Linked DNA regions of Homo sapiens: region 2 is linked to region 1. Evidence: read pairs that join two places in POLR2A ChIA-PET (ENCODE). Cell type or tissue: PC-3. All regions are shown on one strand. Links, peaks and the distances in the headings refer to the core of each region. The heading gives the core; the rest is flanking DNA. Region 1 has its middle 120 kb from the start of PPP2R2B-IT1. Region 2 overlaps RBM27-POU4F3 (RBM27-POU4F3 readthrough).

Evidence for each region. ChIA-PET counts read pairs that join two places held together with the same protein. Peaks named below come from ENCODE experiments on the same cell type or tissue, not always from the same donor. Only the 100,000 strongest peaks of a DNase experiment are listed, where the experiment ranks them.
Region 2: POLR2A ChIA-PET joins it to region 1 with 6 read pairs; 1 of 35 experiments calls an interaction of 5 or more read pairs at or near these places.

Annotation. Positions count from the first base shown.
Region 1 is chr5:147,032,671-147,044,152 of GRCh38, forward strand. It overlaps a transcript of PPP2R2B not described here. Among named protein-coding and RNA genes, the nearest start is that of PPP2R2B-IT1, 120 kb to the left of the region's middle. In PC-3, for the core only: no CTCF peak of the experiment used is centred there; DNase peaks (open chromatin) are centred at 5,071 and 5,351; H3K27ac peaks cover 1,595 bases.
Region 2 is chr5:146,203,988-146,215,469 of GRCh38, forward strand. The region is part of intron 1 of RBM27-POU4F3 (RBM27-POU4F3 readthrough); the gene reads left to right. All of the region lies in intron 1 of RBM27 (RNA binding motif protein 27), which reads left to right. Among named protein-coding and RNA genes, the nearest start is that of RBM27-POU4F3, 6.1 kb to the left of the region's middle. RefSeq lists a silencer at 9,499-9,793. In PC-3, for the core only: a CTCF peak has its summit at 5,350; a DNase peak (open chromatin) is centred at 5,144; H3K4me3 peaks cover 331 bases; H3K27ac peaks cover 2,092 bases.

The sequences.
Region 1 (11,482 bases), core at 3,008-8,007:
GCAAATGCTGTTAATTCATTCTTATTTATGGCTGTGTAGTATTCCATCTTATGTATATATACCACAGTTTCTTTATCCACTTGTTTATTGATGGGCATTTGGATTGGTTCCACAATTTTGCTATTGTAAATTGTGCTGCTATAAACGTGCGTGTGCAAGTATCTTTTTCGAATAATGACTTCTTTTCCTCTGGGTAGATACCCAGTTGTGGGATTTCTGGATCAAATGGTAGTTCTACTTTTAGTTCTTTAAAGAATTTCCAAACTCTCCTTATTGTTTTCCATAGTGGCTGTACTAGTTTACATTCCCACCAGCAGTGTAGAAGTGTTCCCTGTTCACTGCATCCACGCCAACATCTACTGTTTTCTGATTTTTTGAAAATTATGAGACCATGCTATAGTGACAAATGAAAACCTTAGGTTAATAAAATAAATATTAAATACTCAAATTAAGAATGCAATCAGTGGACCTAAAAGCTGCTGTACTATAACAGTAGAGAAGATTACTGACCAGGAAGTCAGGCCAATAAATGTTTGGTCCTGGGCCTCCTTCTATTTTCAATTTCTACTTTTTCTCTTAATAACCACCCATGTGCATGGCTTTAACTACCATCTATACCTCTCATTCTGTTCTCTTCCCAAAACTCATGGCCTATTTGATGTCACTCCATGGAGGGATGATACACAACTCAAAGTTAATCTTACTAACTTCTCCCATTAGAACATAAGTTGCATTGGAACAGAGGTGTGTCTATCTTGCTTGCTACTGTATGACCAGTACTCATAACTTAGTCTAGAACATAGTAACAGATATGAATGACTATTTGTGGAATGAACCCGAGAAGATACTCATAGCTAGATTGTACTTCTTTTTGCTTAGATGACTTCTGACTGGAATGGGGTTGGGAAGGTTTTAGGGGGTTTGGGATGGAGACAGATGGTGGGTTGGGAGGTAATGATTCATCCTCATTCTTTGCTATCTATAAGCCTACATAGCAAGTCAAGCCTTCATCACAGGGATGCCACTCATATTTCCCTCATTGACACCATACTTAAACTTATCCAATTTACTAGCAATCCTATCAACTCTGCCTCCAAAATAATTGATCCAATATCTATTCATTTCTTTACATCTTCTCTGCTGTTGCATTAATCCAAGCCTCTGTCCTTTCTTGTCCACTGTGATAGCCTCTTATTGGTATTCTTGCCTCCTACTCTTATTTCCCTATCATTTATCTCCACACAGCAACCAAATACCTTAAAAATAACAAAAAAAATTAAGTCCTTGACCTACTTTAAACTGCAAAGGTTTCCTATTACACTGAAAATAAAGCTAAGTTTCTTACTATGGTGTTTAAGGCCATATATGGCCTAGCGCCTACCTTCCATACTGACTCTGGCTTCATCATTCTTCCCCTTGCAAACTAAGCTCTAGCCACACTGCTCTGCTTTCTTTTATGCTAACATAGTAAGCTCATTATTGCTTAAGGTCCCTTTTACTTGCTTTTCCCTCTGTCTAGAAGATCCTCTCCCCTGGTTTTTGTATGGCTGATGACCTCATGTCCTTCAAATCTTTAGCTTCCTGGACCACCATATTTAATGGCCACTCAATCTTTCATTATCACACTATCCTGTATTATCTTCTTCACATTTTTTATAGCTAACTCAAGTTATTTTCTAGAATATTTTTCCTTTTATTGTCTGTTTTATTCATTACCATTTTCCCAGCATCTAAAATAATAGTGACCCATAATAAAATAATGACCCATAGTAGGTCCTTATTACTTATCTGTGGAATATCGCAGTGAATGACAATGAAAGGAATATACTCTCAAGCTCTCATGCCACTGCTCTTCTAAATGTCATTTCTTTGGAATGAGTCCATGTTTATTTTTTCTTTACTTAAAGGGAAATAAGTAAAGTTTAAAATCCGTAATTTTTTCCCTATACCCTGTCTCTTCTTATAGAACTATTACATATTTCTTGTAATAATAATGATTGTATATGTTCAATTGATCTTTTATTCCTGTCAATGTGCTAGATTATCTCATTTATTTATTACATCAACCCTCTAAATTAGATCCTATTATAAAGTGTACTTTATAGATAAGATGTATGAGTTTTGGAATGTTTCCATTAGTTTCTCAAGACCACAAAGCTAACCAGTATTTCATTTTACTTTCTCAAGTGAACTTTAGGAACCAGGTAATGATAAGATAGACTTTGGATAACTGATGACTGAAACTTTTTTAAAACAACCCTTTTGGTAATCAGTGATGGTGGTAGAAGGAGGGAGGTGTGGGGTGGGGGGAGGAAGAGGAAGGGAGAGAGAACACTTCATATCATGACAGCCAGATAAAACTTTGGTAGCAATCTCTGAACTCAGCTCATTTAACATCATTCCCAGAAGGAAGGTGCATTAGTTCGTTCTCACACAGCTATTGTATAAATAACTGCCTGAGACTGGGTAAATTATAAAGAAAAGTTTAATTGACTCACAGTTCTGCATGGCTGGGGAGGTCTCAGGAAACTTACAATCATGGCAGAAGGCGAAGGGGAAGCAAGGCACATCTTACATGGTAGCAGGAGAGAAAGAGAGAGAGTGAGGGGAGAAGGTGCCACACTTTTCAACCATTAGATCTCATGAGAACTCTATCACGAGAACAGCAAGGGGGAAGGCCTCCCCCATGATCCAATCACCTCCCCCGAGTTCCCTTCTTCAACATGTGGGGGTTACAATTTGACATGAGATTTGGGTGGGGACACACAGCCAAACCATATCAGAGGGACAAACCAAAGTCAGGTCATTCTCTCTGAATTCCTTTGTCTTCTGTTAGAACAACCCACTAATAAGTAGACTCTCAAGGCTTTGGGTTCAGGAAAATCAGAAAGACTGACTTTGCTTGACCATTTAATCTTGGGGCTTAGCTTGACATATTTATTCTGTTATCCAAGAAACAAAATTACATGCAAAGTAGAAAGTCATTTACATCTGCCAAGGAGTTTAGTTTGAAATAGGAGAGAATGGAAAGAGAAAAATAGTTAAGAAAAATCTTAGGAAGATAAACAACCTCAAAGACCAAGAGTCTGTCTTAATATAACTGCAAATGTTTTAATGAAAACTGAAGGGAAAAAAAAACAGTTTGGATGTCTAGATAATTGATTAAAATTTTAATTTTCTACCTGGTTGTTTGGTACTATAAAAATATAATCATGCTAAATCACTTCACAAAGTGTTGTAATAAATGTTGCTTTTTCTCAATGGATTTTCTTAGAATTTTAGTGTTCTGTATTACTATTTTGTGTATAAAGTACAGTGATTATTTTTTAAAATTTCCAACTTTTATTTTAAGTTCAGGGATACATGTGCAGGATGTGCAGGTTTGTTACATAGGTAAACGTGTACCATGGTGGTTTGCTGCACACATCATCCCATCACCCAGGAACTAAGCCCAGAATCCATTAGCTATTTTCTTCCTGATGCTCTCCATCCTCCCACCCTCCACCTTCCAACAGACCCCAGTGTGTGTTGTTCCCCCAATGTGTCATTGTGTTCTCATCATTGAGCTCCCACTTATAAGACATAACATGCAGTATTTGGTTTTCTGTTCCTGTGCTAGTTTGCCAAGGATAATGGCCTCCAGCTCCATCCATGTCCCTGAAAAGGACATGATCTCATTCCTTTTTATGGCTGCACAGTATTCCATGGTGTCTATGTACCACATTTTCTTTATCCAGTCTATCATCGATGGGCACTTAGGTTGACTCCATGTCTTTGCTATTGTGAATAATTCTGTAATGAACATATACATGCATATATCTTTATAATAGAACAATTTATATTCATTTGGGTATATACCCAGTAATGGGATTGCTGAGTCAAATGGTAGTTCTGCTTCTAAGACTTTGAGGAATTGCCACACTGTCTTCCACAATGGTTGAACTAGTTTACCTTCCCACCAATAGGGTAAAAGCATTCCTTGTTCTCCACAACCTCACCAGAATCTCTTGTATTTTTGACTTTTTAATAATAGCCATTCTGACTGTGAGATGGTATTTCATTGTGGTTTTGATTAAATGCAATTATTTTACGCATTTGGAGGATTAACCCTGCCCTTAAAATCCATTGACCCATAGCATTAGAAAGACTTTTTGTGAAATTTAGTAATGGCTTAATTTGTGTCTAGATTAGCCAGTGATGGTTGCAATGGAGAGGAAGTATGAAAAAGAAAATCAACAAATTCTATTAAGCTATTGAAATGTGTCAGAAATTTTGCTAACCCCTCCATGAATTAGCTCATTTAATTCCACGTTAATCCTATACAGTCTTATTATGACTCAAGTTTTTAGATGAGCAAACTGTATGCCAGAGAGGTGAAGTAACTTTGCCCACGTTAGCATACAGTAGAGCACAGGGAACCCAGGCAGTCTAACGAGAGTTTAACCACTCCAGCATACAGCTCTTGAAGGAAACTACAGTAGCTTCAGGGAAAAAAAATTATTTTTGCCTAAGATAGTTAAATCACAGCAACAGGGGCTGTGGAACCAATTGTCTGAAAGAGTCTATACCACAGGCTTATTTAGGTAACCAGTATTCAAATCAGAAAGGGCTAAAGACAGAGTGACTTCTGGCATTATGATGCAAGAAAAACATAGCTACATGTGAGTAAATTGTTAGGCAAAAAAAAGTAGGATGGGAACTTATCCTTGAATCTCTGAGACAGACAAAGGGGTGTGTGTGTGTGTGTATGTACATATATGTATATGTATATATAGGTATGTAATTATAAATATATATATGTATCAATATATACATAAATACATTTATGTATTCAGGTTATTTGTTTCCTAACATTCATTTTTGTGCTAACATTCATTTTGAGAATTTTACATTGGGGTGTATGTGTGTGTAAAAGTATGTGTTGAGTGAGCAAGAAACTTTTGTGTATCATGGGATATGTATCTACGCCATCTGTAGAATGGCACAGAATAGTACTGAAAACCACCAATACCCTAAGAGTGGTGTGAGGAGGGATGAGTCAGACTGGGAGCAGCATTTCCTAACTGCCCACTCACAGGCACATTGCCAGAAGGCTTTATTTATTCTCTAGGTTCTAGTCTTCAGATTCATAAGAACAGATAATATTAATTTTTATAAGAATTAGAGTGATTAACTACAAGACTGTACTCTCCAGGGACTCTGTTTTATTTACCCTTGTTTACCAGCATCTAATATTCTGCCTGGCATAAAGTCAAGACCTAATAAATGTTTGTTGAGGGAATGAGTAATAAAGTTATATAATGTTTTGTATTTATTAGATCAGTTCCTGTTGGCGAATCATTGCCCTCCTGGGTCACGGAGAAGCTGGCACTCAGATTGTGTTATGGGATACTTTTAGAACCAAGGTTCTTTGACCCATTAGCAAACCCACTTCCTGGTATAGTTTTTAGGGGTTTATAGAGACATAAATTCAGTAAACAAGAAGTTATTGAGCTCTATTATTTGAACACTATCAGAGGGAACTGGGGATGGCTCATTGAACAAGCAGGCCAAATCCTTGTTCTCATAGAGCTTACATTCTTATAAGTTAAGCAACAAAATAAGTAAATGCGTAACATGAATGGGTGATAAAAGCTATGAAAAATCAGGGAAAGGAGAACGAGTTTGATGGAGGAATACTATATAGTGTCCCCTGGGGATTGAATTCTCCAGGGCCTAGAATCAATTTAATGAGAATTTTAAGTGACATTATTAAATTACTTTAAACACTTCCTTTATTAAATTACATTGATAATTTTTCAAAGATTTCAACTGCACCCAAATTATAAAGTTCTTGGGAAACTATTTTCTACTTTATGTTTAGAATTCTGTTCAATGAGTGGCTGGTGCGATAAAAGGATGGCAACAATGATCAAGAAAATAAACTTCTAGAGGAAACAAGGAACGAATTATAATAGCCAACATATTTTGGATACTTTCCCTATGCTGGTCAAAACTTTATGTTCATTATCCCAGTTTATCATCAAATGATTTCTGTGCAATAGGATTATTATTATCTTCTTTTTATGGCAAACAAGGCACAGTAAGATTCTGTAAGTTGCTCAACGTCACTTAGCTAGTAGGTAGAAAAATCCAGGATTGAACCCAGGTGGTCTGATCTAGGGCCAAATTATCCCCTTGTAGGATTAAGTAAACTGCCTCCAGAATCCAAGTTTTCTAACTGCTAAGATACACTGCTTCTTTAAAAAGTATAATGAAGTAGGAGGGCTTAAGTATTTGAGATTATTGATTTTTTTTAAACACAACTGCAACCCCCACCATGAAAAGATACAGTATTCCACAAAGACCTTTCTATTCCTTGAATACTACATTGAATTTATTCCAGCCTTTGTCCAGTCCTCTGTGCTTGCAGGTCCCTCTGCCTGGAATGCTCCCCACTGGGCTCTTCGCATTGCTGACCCTTTCCCATCAGTCAAGCCTCAGCTCAAATGCACCTCTTCAGAGATGCCTTCCCTGTCTGCCCAATTCCTGGTAGCCCATCACCCCTCAGTCACTGTAATGATTTACCCTGTTTTTATGTTCCCAGCCCTTATCACTATGTTAAAAGTTACTGATGTTCCCCATGGCTATTTTCCCCTACTAATATGCAAGTGCCATGAGGTGGGTGGCAGTATTCATTGTAATTGGTCCAGAGCCTGATCTCTGCCTGTACATCACAGAGGCTTCAAAAACACTGAAGAAATGAATGCTGTCCCTTGGGTCTGAAGACCCAGATAGATCCCGGGGGGCTCTACTTCTGTGCAGGATCATGCATCTGCCCACATTCTGTGCAGAATTAGAGTACAAGATGGGAAAAGAGAGATCTGCAACTGGGGCCTGAGAAATACTTACCAGTAAGCACCCAAATTAGCCACAACTGCTCAGAAACCTACCACGGAGACCATCTATGAAGGCTACTTGCAGGAGGACCAATTTGAAGGCAACTTCTGCAGTTAAGTATATGCAAGTTCATCATTTCAATTTTATCTGAATCTGCTTGTTCATGTCTTATTTTTAGTTCCCACCTTAATTTGGATCTAATGCTTGCCATGATTAATCAACCATTTCCTCCCACCAGAATGTAAGATGAGAGCAGAGATCCATCTGTCCTTTACAGTGCTGTGTACTCAGTGTCTAGAAGCATGCTGAACACATAGTAGGTGCTCAAGTAATACTTAATAAAGGGACCAACAAATGGCCCAACACTAAATTTCCTCTGTAGACAAAGGCAAGTGGAAGAGCAGAATGAAACATTTATTGAGTCCCTTCTAAGCCCCAGGCACTGTTTTAGATGTTTTACGTATCTTATTTCATTTGTTGACCCTGTTAAGTGGCAAGCTTTGAGAGCCTCACTTATAAAAAGCTAAAATTCATGGAGTGAAGATGCCTTTCTTCTTCCATGCCATAAAATCAGGTCTTGCTGGGCAAGTGGGTTTTTAAATGAACATTGGGTATCACTGGAAGCCTCAAACTCTAATCAGTTTGGTGAGGTCTATGCTATGACCTGATAATGTTGTTTCAAATAAATAATTATTCAAATAAATAATTTTGTATGATACCCTAGCATATCTGAGGATCAACAGAGAATTGTAATGAGAGCTTTGGCCACTGCCTCACCTATAGGATCACTTCCATTTATCATCTCAGCTCTAATTTATCTGAATCAAAGTTTAAAACAATTTCCAAACAGAAGACTAGAAATACTGCAAATAAAGTGAATTTGGAGGAGGCTGTTCCCAGCAGGTACAGAAAGCTTAGCCCAGGTCAGTTAGACAGGGACAAATGCAAGCTGGCATAGGGTCATGCTTGAGATTGGACTGGAGAAATTGTAGGAGAACCAGTTCATAATAAATGACTGTCCCAAATCCCCCGCCCTGAGCTCAAAATACTCAGGCTTGGCCCTTTACTTAGTGATGCTTCAGGGGCTCAGTGTGAGCAAACATGTAACATATACCCTGGCCCTGAATGACCTTGTTAGGTACTCCGTGTGAGGAAGGTAGCACTTACGAGAACATTCTTGAAGGTTTAATAACAGCGAAGTCTTTTCAGCTCATTCTGTGTGTAAATAGGGCCAATTTCAAGAAAAGATGAGTTTCCTTAAAAAAAAAAAAAAAACTGTAAAATAATAGTGCCATTACACATACCTCCCTCAGCCATTTAAAAATACCTTGAGGCTGGTTCTCTCCTGAGGGCTTATCAAGACACAAGCCTGCCAAGTGAAAGGTAGTCGATTCTTTATAGTGTATCCTTGAGGTGTTTTCCCCTCTTCACAGAGTTACTACTCAGGTCAGCACATTGTTCTAAGGTATTCCCAGGAATGTCAGAAACAGTCAAACCACTTTGCATGTAAGTACAGAGGCCAAAACACCACTCTGGAGTCCACAGGCTGGTTCAGTCCTGGTAGTTTACACTAATTCTCTGTGTGGTTTTGGGAAGCTCACCCAAGGGTTTTGGGTTAACCGCTCTGCAAGATGGTGGGCAGGATCTAAAAAGGGCTTCCATGTCACTTCCAACTCTGGCTGTCTGACTCGATGAGGACTGCCAAGGGCCAGTGGGTGCCCTCCTCTCCTCACAGGCTGTAGCAGCCATCTAGAAAATAGCTCTGTTCACAGGCAAGGGAGAAAATTGACATTGTTCCTTTGCTTCTGAGTTCACCTGTAAGACCCTTCCTTCAGCATTCTGCAGCTATGCTCTCTCCAACTGAGACTTAGAGAATTGGGCATTATAAACAGCAAATCTAATCCCCTTTTCTCCACCATCATTGTTCCCTGGTGCTAAGTCCAGAGTTTCCATACCCTGAACTAGACATGGAAGGAGGGAGGAGACTACGCAAAGTTCAGTGGTGCCATTTTTTTTTTAACTTTGTCATCCTAGGACAAAGTTTCTTGAAGTATTACACTTAGAGTTTTTTCCTTAGAAGGCACTGGGGTACTTCCTGAAGACGGTGATTCTTGGGCTTAGCTCAGGATCTACTGATTCAGAGCTTTAGGGGGGCTGTAAGTCCCCAGATCTTCATTTTCTTTATTTTTATTATTTGCTTTTTATTCATTTGTTTAACCCTTTTCTACCATAGCTTCATGGTGTCTAACACCTCAGTGACAAAGCTTTGTTGATGACAGTGTAATGCCCAACCTTGTTTTTACTAACGCTATTTTTAGACTCTCCCTTTCCTTTAATCACCTAGCCTTGCTTCCACCTGAATTGACCCTCCCTTAGCTAAGAGAGCCAGACAGACTCCATCTTGGCTCTTTCACTGGCAGCCCCTTCCTCAAGGATTTAACTTGTGCAAGCTGACTCCCAGCACATCCAAGAATGCAATTAACTGATAAGATACTGTGGCGAGCTATATCCGCAGTTCCCAGGAATTCGTCCGATTGATAACGCCCAAATCCCCACGTCTATCACCTTGTAATAGTCTTAAAGCCCCTGCACCTGGAACTGTTTACTTTCCTGTAACCATTTATCCTTTTAACTTTTTGCCTACTTTACTTCTGTAAAATTGTTTTAACTAGACCCCCCCCTCCCCTTTCTAAACCAAAGTATAAAAGAAAATCTAGCCCCTTCTTCAGGGCCGAGAGAACTTTGAGCATTAGCCGTCTCTTGGCTGCCGGCTAAACAAGCGGACTCAATTCGTTTCCAAGTGTGGCGTTTTCTATAACTCGCTCAGGTACAACAACAGGGTGGGGGATTGCTTTGAGATCTCCTAATTAAAAATGCCATAGGACTACCCAGATTTTTGGTTACTGAGTACAAATCTTCATTTTAAGCCAAATACTGTAGATAATTCTTATTTATGGTAGCTAACATTTGGAAACTACTGTCCTAGAAAAAGGTAGACAAAAACTTTTAGCCTTTTGCTGCTACTAACCATGATGATTATTCATTCATCCAACAAAGATTTATCATTCACTACTATATGCCAGGTAAAATAATGAGCAAAAACACAAAGTCCCTGTTCTCACGGAGCCAGCAGTCTAGCAAGAGAAAGAAATGATAAACAAATACATAATATGTCAAGTAGTAAGAAAATCTAGGCAGTGAGATGAAGGGTGAGTGATGGGAGGTGTGCTTTTCAGACAAAGTAGGCAGGAAGGTTTGTATGTAGGATGATTGTGCAAAGACAAAAGAAGTAAGGAAAAGAACCATGTGGCTGAGGGAAGAGCATTCCAGACGGAGGGAGCCACAAGTAGAAAGGCCCTGGAGAGGGGATGTACGTGGTCTGTTTGAAGAACAGCAATGAGTCCAGTGTGGCTGGAGTGAGGTGAGTGAAGAGGAGTTAGAGGAGATCAGGGGCTAATACCTTGTAGCTTGTTTGCGTTATTTCTAGGCTGCAGAATACTATACAGTCTGGATTGTGGAACAATGATTTGCAGTGATAATATATTATACACCTGTTCTTAGTCTTTTGTCCTTATTTATGCTGTAACTCCCTGTTCCTGGCTGAACTCCTGAAGACAACCTAAAATAGGTCTTTTGCTTGAGAATTGGGGCAAAGAATAAGAAAGCTTTGGGAGGGAGGTGCTATGGACTAAATTGTGTCCCCCTGCAAAGTCATAGTTTGAAGCCCCAACCCCCAATGTGGCTGCATTTAATAATAGGGCCATTAAGGAGGTAATTATGGTTAAATGAGGTTATTAGGGGTGGGACCTTAATCTAGCAGGACTGGTGGTGTTTTTGCAAGAAGAGAAACGCAGAGAAAAGACCACGTGAGGACTCAGTTGAGAAGACGGTCGTCAGCAAGCCAAGGAGAGAGACCCTAGGAGAAACCAGCCTGCTGGGACCTGGATCTGATACTTTCAGCCTCCAGAACTGTGAGAAAATAAACTACTGTTGTTTAAGCCACCCAGACTCGGGCATTTTGATATGGCAGCCTTAGCAAACTAATACAGGAGGGTAGGACCAGGAGGTCTTTATTTAATTATTCACCTATTTACTTCCTCAGACTTTGCTGCATGCTCAGTATGTGCAAGGCACTGTGCTGCTTCTTTGCATGCATTATTTTATTTAATCTCACAGCAATACTGAAGTAAGCTTTATGACCATCACCTTACAGATAAAGAAACAGAGGCTTACTTAGGGGCAGTCAGTTGGCCAGGGGACATGTTGGAGCTTTTATTCAAATGCAGGACTGTAACAGTAAAGCCTGTGTTTTCCCTACATCTCAGAAGCGGGAGAACAGAGGTGTGGAGCCAGCCTACCTGGGTCCAAATCCCACCTCTCCTGCTTGCTAACTATGTGACTTTGGGCAACTTACTTATCTTTCTGGGCTTTGGTGTCTGCATCTGTAAAATGGGGACAATAAATGCTTTCCCTTAACTAGACTGTAATTAGCACTAAGTGAGCTAATACATTAAAACATTAGAATAGGGCTAGCCACCTAAATGCTTATTACCACCCTGAAGTCACAGGGCCCTGCTTGAAGGAATTTGAAATCTTTAGGCTG
Region 2 (11,482 bases), core at 2,378-7,377, 830 kb before region 1:
GGTGGGAGAGGAGCGCTGGGGACGGAGAGGCGCCGTGAATATGGGGACTGGGGGGGCAGGCAAGGACAGCGAAGGCTTTTCAAACGCAAATATCGGGGTGCTGGAAGGGGTAGCAGGGGCCGTGAGGGAATTTAAAACATTGCTGTTTGAGAACTGAGAGAGAGGTAACGGGGCTCTTGAGGGATTTTTAAAATGTGAATATTGAGATGTCGAAGGGAATAGCAGAATATCAAGGGTTTGATAAACATTATTATTCCGGGACTGAAAGGTCTAGAAGCAAAATATCGAGGGCATTTTCGAAATATGAGGGCAGAAGCGGATAGCAGGGACATTGAAACTGTATAGCGATTATTGGTAAGTTCTGAGGGATCAAGAATATTGAAGGATTTGAAAAATACTATGGAGTAGATGAAAAGGATGTGTGGGCATTGAAGGGTTTTAGAAATTATTGGGGAGGTGATAAGTGTGATAGCAAGGATATTAAGGGATTTTAAAGTATTATTGAGGGCTTGATAGTGCTAGGGGAACTGATGACTTTTAGATACATAGAGGTTGGAAAAAAGAGGTTTCTGTAAGTTTAGTTGAAGGTTGAAAGGGCTACACTGGTATGCAGCATTAATTGGTGGAGGAGTATACCTAACAGTATGTAGGGATTTTTAGATACAGGTGGTGTTGGAGGAATAAAAGGAGCGGTAGAAAGAATAAGAGATTTGTAAGTATTCTTGTGCCATTGAGAGGACAGTTTTGTAAATGTTTTTGTAAGATTGAGAGGACACCTGAAGATAATTGGGGTGTAGTATGAGGGACCGAAAAGAATGAGAGACCTGTCTTTTAAAAATATTTTGGGTGGTGTTAGTAGAAATGTTATTGGGAGGCTTGAAAGAGGTAACAGATGTATCAACATTTTGTTTTATAACCTTTTTTTTTTGAAACAATGTCTCGCTGTGTCTCCCAGGCTGGAGTGCAGTGGCTGGATTTCGGCTCACTGCAACCTCCGCCTCCCGGGTTCAAGCGATTCTCCTGCCTCAGCCTCCCGAGTAGCTGGAACTACCGGCGCGCGCCACCACGCCCAGCTAATTTTTGTATTTTTAGTAGAGATGGGGTTTCGCCTTGTTGGCGAGGCTGGTCTCGAACTCCTGACTTCAGGTGATCCGCTCGCCTTGGCCTCCCAAAGTGCTGGGATTACAGGCGTGCGCCACTGGACCCGGCCATGTTTGATAACCATTTTAAAGGGTAGAGTTGTGGAGTGCTTATTTGGGGGAATGGGGTATGGCTAGTTACTGGAAGGGAAAGAATCATGTTTTGCCTCCTCCTTGCTTCTGCTTTATTATTCTCTTATTGAAGGTTAGAGCTTTCTGCTTGAAAGAAAGGGGTAGAAGAAGAGATGGGCAGGCTTTGATTCATTAGGTCAGATTGCATTAGTGGAAAATTTGAGTGTTTTTCGGAGGTGAAAATAGGGAGTAGTTTGGGAGGTGTGGAGGCATGGTAAAGGAACTTCTGGGGGACAGTGTCAAGCTACTTCCCTGTTGATCTCTTTCAGTGAAAATGACTGAACACACTTGAAGGTTTTGTAGAAGAATATAGGTCTCTTGAATAGGGGTTTTTTTAACTCCTACAATAAAGTTTTGGGCACAAAGATGGAAATGGTTTGTGGTGAAGGTGGGAAATAAGATGGATGTAATGAAATTGACCATATATGGGAAAAGGTTGAAAAAAGAAAAATATCTGTATGTTTAAAGTATTCTTCATGTGGCTGGGCACGGTGGTTCACGCCTGTAATCCCGACACTTTGGGGGGCCTAGGCGGGCGGATCATGAGGTCAGGAGTTCAAGACCAGCCTGGCCAATATGGTGAAACCCCGTCTCTACTGAAAGTATAAAAATTAACCGGCTGTGGTGGGGCGTGCTTGTAGTCCCAACTACTCGGGAGGCTGAGGCAGAAGAATCGCTTGAATCCCAGGAAGTGTAGGTTTCAGTGAGCCTAGATCAGGCCACTGCTCTCCAGCCTGGGCAACAGAGCCAGACTCCGTCTCAACAAAATAAAAATAAAAAAAGTGTTATTCATGTTATTTAAGATTAAAAAAGAAAAAATACATCTCTTTATTTTGTATTTCTGCTGCTCTGATGCCTTTAGAAAAAACAACCTACTTTCCAGACAAGTTTAGTTTTGTTGGTAGCTATCCTTTTAAGAAGAATTAAACATACATTTTATGTCTTGGATAGAAGGTAACAACTTTTAGCCTTATAGTTACTTGCTTTTTCTTTTTTTTAAAGCTCCCTAAGATGTTTTACTCTGAGTAGTGCTTTTCGTTTTTTGTTTTTTTTTTTTTCCCCTTAATGTTGAAGGTTAGTCTGGGTGGGAGCTTCTTCTTGCTTAGGCTTTTTTTTTTTTCCTTCTTTTTTTTAAAGCTACTTAGACTCATAAGTATGATCATTCTGTAATTTTCATGAGTAAAAATTATCTTTCAAAATGATTACTTGAGTTTAGTTTCTCCTTTTGAGTTATATATTCAACTTAAAGTTCACATGCTTATTTTTTTTAATTTTGTTGCTCATTTAGGGTAAAAAAAAAAAGGCTAAAATACTTTATTTGTTTGTTTATTTATTTATTGAGATGGAGTTTCGCTCTTGTTGTCCAGGCTGGAATGTGGTGGTGCAATCTCAGGTCACTGAAACCTCTGCCTCCTGGGTTCAAGCGATTCTCCTGCCCCAGCATCACGAGTAGCTGGGATTACAGGCACTTGCCACCATGCCCGGCTAATTTTTTGTATTTTTAGTAGAGACGGGGGTGTCACTGTGTTGGCCAGGTTGGTCTCCAGTTCTTGACCTCAGGTGATCCACCCACCTCGGCCTCCCAAAGTGCTGGGATTACAGGCATAAGCCTTTGTGCCTGGTCTAGAATACTTATTTTTAACTCACCTAAGTAACAGTTTTGAATGGAGATATTAATAATAAAAAAGTAAATGCAGATACCACATATATTTTTATTCTTAGTATGTCATCATGGGAGATTATTTTTTGTTTGTTTAGATATCCTAAAATGTAATAAATGATATGCTAAAGTGGGTTGTGTTTGTAAATTTACTTTTTTGCATATTCCAGATTCAAGAAAATTTTCATGGCAGATTGGCATGTTGCTACAACATAGCATTTCAGAGCAGTTGCTAGGCTTTGAGATAGTATAGTTGCACCGGCTAGGTTGGAATCAAACTATGACTGTGCACATGATTTTCTTTCTTTTTCTTTCTTTTTTTGAGGTGGAATCTCTCACTGTTGCCCAGGCTGGAGTGCAGTGGCACTCACTGCAACCTCTGCCTCCTGGGTTCAAGCGATTCTCCTGCTTTAGCCTCCCGAGTAGCTGGGATTACAGGCGCCCGCCACCATGCCCGGCTAATTTTTTGTATTTTTTAGTAGAGAGGGGGTTTCACTTTGTTGGCCAGGCTGGTCTTGAACTCCTGACCTTGTGATCCACCTGCTTGGCCTTCCAAAGTGCTGGGATTACAGGCATGAGCCACTGCGCCCAGCCTGTGTGCACATGATTTTCTATTACATTTTCTTATTTAGCTTAGTTTACAGTAAATTAAATTTATGAAAGCTTCCAATTCCCGGGGGATTTTTAAAATGTTACATCTTGTCCCTAGTGAAACATATGCATGTAACGGGAGATATTTCTTTTTTTTTTTTTTTTTTGAGACAGGGTCTCTGTCGCCCAGGCTGGAGTGCAGTGGCACGATCTTGGCTCACTGCAACCTCCGTCTTCGGGGTTCAAGCGATTCTCCTGCCTCAGCCTCCCAAGTAGCTGGGATTACAGGCGTGTGCCACCATGCCTGGCTAATTTTTGTATTTTTGGTAGAGATGGGGTTTCACCGTGTTGGTCAGGCTGGTCTTGAACTCCTGACCTCAGGTGATCCGCCTCCCAAAGTGCTGGGATTACAGGCATGAGCCACCACACCTGGCCTAACAGGTTTTTTTTTTTTTTTTTTTTTTTAAGACGGAGTCTTGCTCTGTTGCCCAGGCTGGAGTGCAGTGGCGTGATCTTGGCTCACTGCAACTTCTGCCTCCCGGGTTCAAGCAATTCTCCTGCCTCAGCCTCCTGAGTAGCTGGGATTACAGGTGCCCGCCACTACGCCCAGCTAATTTTTGTATTTTTAGTAGAGATGGAGTTTCACCACGTTGGTCAGGCTGGTCTCAAACCCCTGACCTCGTGATCCACCTGCCTCGGCCTCCAAAGTGCTGGGATTACAGGCGTGAGCCACTGCGCCCGGCCAACAGGAGGTATTTCTAAACCAATCTAGTTTACAGTTGATTATTCCCTATGGACAAGTTAGGAATGTCATGGGCTATTAGAGCTTATCTGTTACCTTCCATTCCCTTTGTAGGTGGCGAACATGTCTATTACTTTTATTAGAGGAAGGACAGGAGGGAGACAGGAAGAAATGACTCCTTAACTGGCTGGAATAGACTAGTACCACCATTTTTGTTGGCAATGCAGTAAAAGGGAGGGAAACCAATATCTCAGTCGAGAAGTTTGTCTCTTTCCCTACAGCTGCATGAATAGACTAGACTCAGTTCTTGTTTGGGGACTTCATCTTTCCTCAGTTTCAAAATATCCTGGATATCCTAGTCATAGAGACTGTAGGGATTATGCACAATTTAGAGATGTCATGGTTTCTTTCTGTCAGAAATAACTGCTCATTGTAAGAATGTGAACCCCTTTAAAGTAAGGTTCTGCTAAATTCAGGAAATAAGTGCATCACTAAAGAAATTTCTGCAAGTTTAAAAAAAGATCAGGCAAGCATTTTTCAGTAACCTGCATTTCTATCAAAACATGTTGTATTTAATGGGGAATGTTTTATTTATATTATATAAAATGTATAAATATGTATTATTCACTGCTGCTTGTTTGGCTTAGTGTAAAACTTTCTCTTGGTGTGTGTTTTAAAAAGCATGGTGGGATTTGTAAACTCTGGACAATTTGTCTGTCTTACTTTAATAGACATTGTTGTGTGAATCGGCATTTAATTTCTAGTTCCGTATCTATCTCTAATTCACTCTGTGACTTAGGATAAGTTGTCTAACCTTTTTCTATTAAACAGAACTAAATTTTATTTGCCTTTTACCTACGTCACCAAGTCTGTTATGAGTATTAATGATGTAGACTTTAAGTGGTTTGTGTACCTCTGAATCATTCTATAAATGTAAACAACATTTTATGGTTTTTGGAATATGAAAATACATGAAACTTTCTGCAAAAGTATTTTGCTTATTAATGTTAAACACCACTGCCACTTAAAAAATAATAATCAGTCTATTACAAGACAGACTAGAGTCTCATTGCAGGTCCTATAGGTAGGAACAGGAATTGCTAGTCAAAGTCATAGACTTGATGTGCAGTTTTTGTGATTTCTGGCCATATCAGTGTCTTTTAAAGTGCCCTAGGAGATTGAATATGTTGTCAGCTTGGAGAGTGATAGAAAAGGCAGCAATAAGGTTAATAGACTAAGTTTATTTTATTGGTTCATATTTATGGGTTCAGTGATCATGATGCATATACTTTGGTTGAACTCTAGAGTTTACATGTTGCTGTATGTTGGCAGTCCTTATCAAATTGAACTCTGGATAGTAATCTCTGCAGTTGCCCAAATGGGAGGAAAAATAATTATCTAGCAATTTTTGGAGCTGACCACCTGGTAAATAAACTACCAGCGTTAAATAAGTATTTTGGAGGTATATTCTTAAGTTTGGGAAGTACTGGTAATTTTCGAAGTGTACTTAGTTGCTTCAGAGAATTAGTGTGTCTCTAAAGTGCTGTGGGACTTAAGGATACCATTCACTATTTCATAGAAAAGAACTTTGGCCAGAAGACTTCTTGGCAAGTTTTAGTCTACTAACTTAAGAACATATTTGTTCTTATGTCCTTTGGTCTGCCTTTTAAAGATGTCTGACTTCATCCTTCCTGGCCCAATAACTATAGGCTAAAGCCAGAAGTTGCCTTTTTAGCCCTGTGTTTCTTGCCACTGTCTTCTCTTATCCTCTTACAGTGTTGCTACTTACTTCCTTATTAATCTCTTTTTATACAATGTATTATTTTGTACTGTAATTATTTGTTTTCGTATCCACCTCTTGGCCATGGGCGTGCAGGGCAAGGTCTGTTTTGTTTAAAGTAATTCCATTACCAAGCAATATGCTTGGCACTTAGTAAACACTCAGTATATGTTTAAATGAATGAACATTCTCATATGTATATACAGGTAATTGACAATTAGAAAAGTAAGAATTTTTTAGTAGTCTAATTTTGTGCATGTATTTAGCTAGTGGCTACTATACTAGGAGCTATGGTCCAAATATCCAAATGGTATTTGCAACTGATGAATGTATGTATATATTTTCCTCCCAAATAAATCTAGGGTTATTTCTTCCACATGATACTCATTCATGAAAGCCCCTAATTACTTAAGGGGAAGATGAAAGTACTATGGTCTGAATGTTGGTGTCCCCTCAAAATTCATGTTGGACATCTCAAAAAAAAAAATATGTGAAAGGAGCCTGCTTGTTACCATGAGAGGACACAGAAGGTACCATCTGTGAAGAATGGGCCCTCACTAGACTCCAAGTTTGCTGATGCTTTAATCTTGAACTTCCCAGCCTGCAGAACTGTGAGCAATACATTTCTGTTTATAGCCGGGCACGGTGGCTCATGCCTGTAATCCCAGCACTTTGGGAGGCTGAGGCGGGCAGATCACGAGGTGGGGAGATGGAGACCATCCTGGCTAACACAGTGAAACCCCGTTTCTACTAAAAATATAAAAAATTAGCCGGGCGTGGTGGCGGGCGCCTGTAGTCCCAGCTACTCAGGTGGCTGAGGCAGGAGAATGACGTGAACCTGGGAGGCGGAGGTTGCAGTGAGCCGAGATTGCGCCACCGCACTCCAGCCTGGGCGGCAGAGCGAGACTCCGTCTCAAAAAAAAAAAAAAGAAAAATTCTGTTTATAAATTGCCTAGTTGGCTGGGCATTGTGGGCTCATGCCTGTCATCCCAGCACTTTAGGAGGCTGAGGTGGGTGGAGCACTTGAGTCCAGGAGTTCGAGACCAGCCTGGACAATGGGGCGAAACTCTGCCTCTACAAAAAAATAAAAAAAATAGCCTTAGTCAGGCATGGTGGTTCACACCTGTCGTCCTACCTACTTGAGAGGCTGAGGTGGGAGGATCACTTGAGCCTGGGAGGTTGAGGCTGCAGTGAGCTATGATCAAGCCACTGTACTCCAGCCTGGGCAACAGAATGAGACCCTGTCTCAAAAAATAAATAAATACTAAATTGCCTAGTCTAAGGTATTTTGTTATAGTAGCCCAAACAGACTAAGAGAGAAAGTTTTCATTTGAAAAAAAGTAGAAGTACCAATATATGTGTATCTTTAATAAATATTAACAAATGTGAAAGTCAACTCCATTTTTACTTACTTTGTCCAGTATGGTCTTATCTTTTTTTTTTTTTTTTTTTTTTTTTTTTTTACTTTGAGAGGAGTTTCGCTCTTGTTGCCGAGGCTGGAGTGCAATGGCATGATCTCGGCTCACCACAACCTCCGCCTCCTGGGTTCAAGCTATTATCCTGCCTCAGCCTCCTGAGTAGCTGGGATTACGGGCATGTGCCACCACACCTGGCTAATTTTGTATTTTTGGTAGAGACAAGGTTGCTCCATGTTGGTCAGGCTGGTCTCGAACTCCTGACCTCAGGTAATCCGCCCCTGGGATTACAGGTGTGAGCCGTCAGGCCTGGCCCAGTATGGTCTTACCAAAGGGATAATCTGAACACAGATCTCAGAGTCAGACTTTTTTTAAAATTCACTTTCATTCTTTTAAAATAAAAATAAGCGTATTATTGCATTATGACAGTATAGAAAGTAGAGAAAAGAAAATTATTAGTATTTATTTTGTTTTTCTTATGTGTATGAATTTTTATATAGCTACAGTCAGACTCATTGTAAAATTCTGATTTCTTTGACATTACATCAGAAGCATTTTTCACATTTATATATTGCTTTTATAACCATCACTTTGGTTTTTTTGGTTTTTATTGTTCCCGCCACCCCCGAGATGGAGTCTTGCTCTGTCACCCAGGCTGGAGTGCAGTGGCGCAATCTCGACTCACTGCAGCCTCCGCCTCCCGGGTTCAAGTGATTCTCCTGTGTCAGCCTCCCAAGTAACTGGGATTACAGGCACGCGCCACCACGCCTGGCTAATTTTTGTATTCTTAGTAGAGATGGGCTTTCACCATGTTGGCCAGGCTGGTCTTGAACTCTTGACCTTGTGATCCACCCGCCTTGGCCTCCCAAAGTGCTGGGATTACAGGCGTGAGCCACCCCGCCCGGCCCTTGTTTTTTATTAAGACAGGGTTTTGCTCTGTCACCCAGGCTGGAGTGCAGTGGCATGGTCATAGCTCACTGTAGCCTCAACCTTCCAGGATCAGACAATCCTCCCACTTCAGCCTCCTGAGTAGCTGGGACTATAGGTGCATGCCACCACACCAGGCTAATTTTTTTATTTTATTTTTTTAGAGATGGAGGTCTCACTATGTTGCCCAGACTGGTCTTGAATTCCTGAGCTGAAGCAATCCTCCCACCTCAGCCTCCTGAAGTGCTGGGATTACAGGCATGAGCCACTGTGCCTGGCCATAACCATAATTTTTTAAAAAACATTTGTTTATTGTATTATATTGTATTATAGTATATTACATATATATTTTTTGAGATGGAGTCTTGCTTTATTGCCCAGGCTGGAGTGCAGTGGCGTGATCTCAGTTCACTGCAACCTCCGTCTCCTGGATGGATTCAAGCGATTCTCCTGCCTCAGCCTCCTGAATACCTGGGATTACAAGCACCCACTACCGTGCCCAGCTAATAACCATCACTTTGGATGCCTAATATTTCACAAACATCCAACAATAAGAGAATGGTTACCTTGGCACTATTTTTTTGTTAAAAATTAATGCTGTTTTTATTTAATAAATATATTTTGTGTGTGTATAGCTTTAGGTACTAGTAATATTTTCTATATATGCCTTTATTTCCTTCGTCTAGTTTATCATAAGTGTAACTACTGGTCAGAGAATATGGATTTTTTTTGTTGTTGTTGTTGTTGATATGGAGTTTTGCTCTTGTTGCCCAGGCTGGAGTGCAATGGCGTGATCTTGGCTCACTGCAACCACCGCCTCCCGGGTTCAAGCAATTCTCCTGCCTCAGCCTCCCGAGTAGCTGGGATAACAGGCATGCACCACCATGCCCAGCTAATTTTGTATTTTTAGTAGAGATGGGGTTTCTCCATGTTGGTCAGGCTGGTCTCAAACTCCTGACCTCAGGTGATCCACCCTTGGCCTCCCAAAGTGTTGGGATTACAGACGTGAGCCACCACGCCCAGCCAAGAGTGTGGATATTTTAATGGCTGTTGATACACATTGAGATCAGGAGATTTTTTTTTTTTAAGCTGTGGCTCAGAAGCACATGTATTAGTTGTTTCACCTCTGAAAGAAAGAGCACATTAAGATGGAACTTAAAATTAGATCCATATTCAGAAACATGTAAATTTTTCTGCAAGTGGGAAAGGTCTAAGTAGTCTTGGCTTTTTTCCTAAAGCAAGTAAATGGTAATGGTTTTTCAGTAGTGTTTTTTGGCTTGGGGCCAAAGGTGTAGGACCTTACTCTTTGATCTTATGATTGCATGTCTGAAATTTTCTATGAAGCTTATGTACTGGCTCAGCAGTTGTGTAATATACGTGCAATAGAGATTTCATTAAAAGGGGAAAAAGATAAATTTGAGATTTTTACAGATGAGGTATTTTTAGGGCAATGTTTCTATTAGCTTACTCCGATAAAAATTTGTTGACTTTTATTTTTTAAATAACTTAAAACATAATTGAAGCATGTTCTTAAAACGTTATTGTGCAAGGTGTGAATTTTAAGGAGTCCTATTTGTAAGTTACATTAAGCTTTAGGAAATTTCTTTTGTTGATTCTTTAAAAGGTAACTGTTGGTTGATACTTAAGATACATTAATTTTTCCTGCAGATGTACATTAGAAAAAGACATGGTTGTGAAACAGATTTTACTTGTGTGGAATTGCAGCTGAGTTTTAGTTCCACAGATGTGCTGTCTGCCTGATCTTAAATCGATCTCTTAATTTATCTTTACAAATTTACAAATCTATAGTAGAATGGTAATTTAAGATGGATATTATTACCTTTTCTAATCTCCATGTTATAATAAAAGTCCCTTTTTGTCTAGAGACATGTGTATTTTGCATAGTCATGGATCCCAAATTTTACAATCTCTTTCATCCCCAAATATGCTTGTTTTTATAGTCAAGCAGTAATGGATTCCCATAAGCTTTAGTTGCAAATAAAGTGGCTAAAAGATTTTAAGTACTCTTCCTGAGTATGAGAAGAAAGAAGTGATGATTTTTCAGGAGAGGGAAGTGATGCTGCACTTGTCTTATATTCTCAAGAGTCTTAGTTGTACTCAGATTTTTGTGACATACTTCTGGAAGTCTTGTTGAGTAGTTAGCATTGATACTGTAGCTACAGTATCATGGCTGTTTTTTAGAGATTATATAGTGAGGGGTCAATGGGTGAAAGAATAAGAATAATTGTAAAAGTCTAGAAAATTACAGCACAAAACTTCCCAATGTATTTAAGTTTCACCATTCAATTAGTGTGAATTATTCAATTAGTCTATTATTTTAGACTTATAATTTTCTTCAGAGCGTACTTTATGGATACATGTTAGGAGCTGTTAAATGTAAATGGTCCTATTCCTTTGGCTGTAAACATGCTGTTGTATTTGGTGCAGATTTCTGTCAGTTATTAACAATCATTTGTTCCCTCACATTAAACAAATGTTTAGAATCTGTGATCATTCTCTTCTCCTGGAGTCTAACCTTTTCTACTCTTTTACTTTCCTGTATATTCATCTTGATTTTTAGCACTATCATATCAAAATGTGTTTCATCAGAAGCAGCCTAACTTGGCATATGGTTTTTAGAGTCTGTATGCTAAATATATGTAAAAGATATCTGGGTTTCTTTTCTTTTTTTTTGAGACTGAGTCGCGCTCTATCGCCCAGGCTGGAGTGCACTGGCGTGATCTCGGCTTGCTGCAACCTCTGCCTCCCAGGCTCAAGCAGTTCTCCTGCCTCAGCCACCCAAGTAGCTGGGATTACAGGTGCATGCCACAACACCTGGCTAATTTCTGTATTTTTAGTAGACATGGGGTTTCACCATGTTGGCCAGGCTGATCTTGATCTGCTGACCTCAGGTGATCCTCCTGCCTCAGCCTCCCAAACTGCTGGGATTACAGGCATGAGCCACTGCACCCAGCCGATATCTGGGTTTCTTAAACCCATTTCAGTTATCCAATATCTGAATGTTTTGCCCATTCCTAACATATAGAAACTTTATTATCCATACCCAGCACTAAATCTATCAGATCATTAGACTCC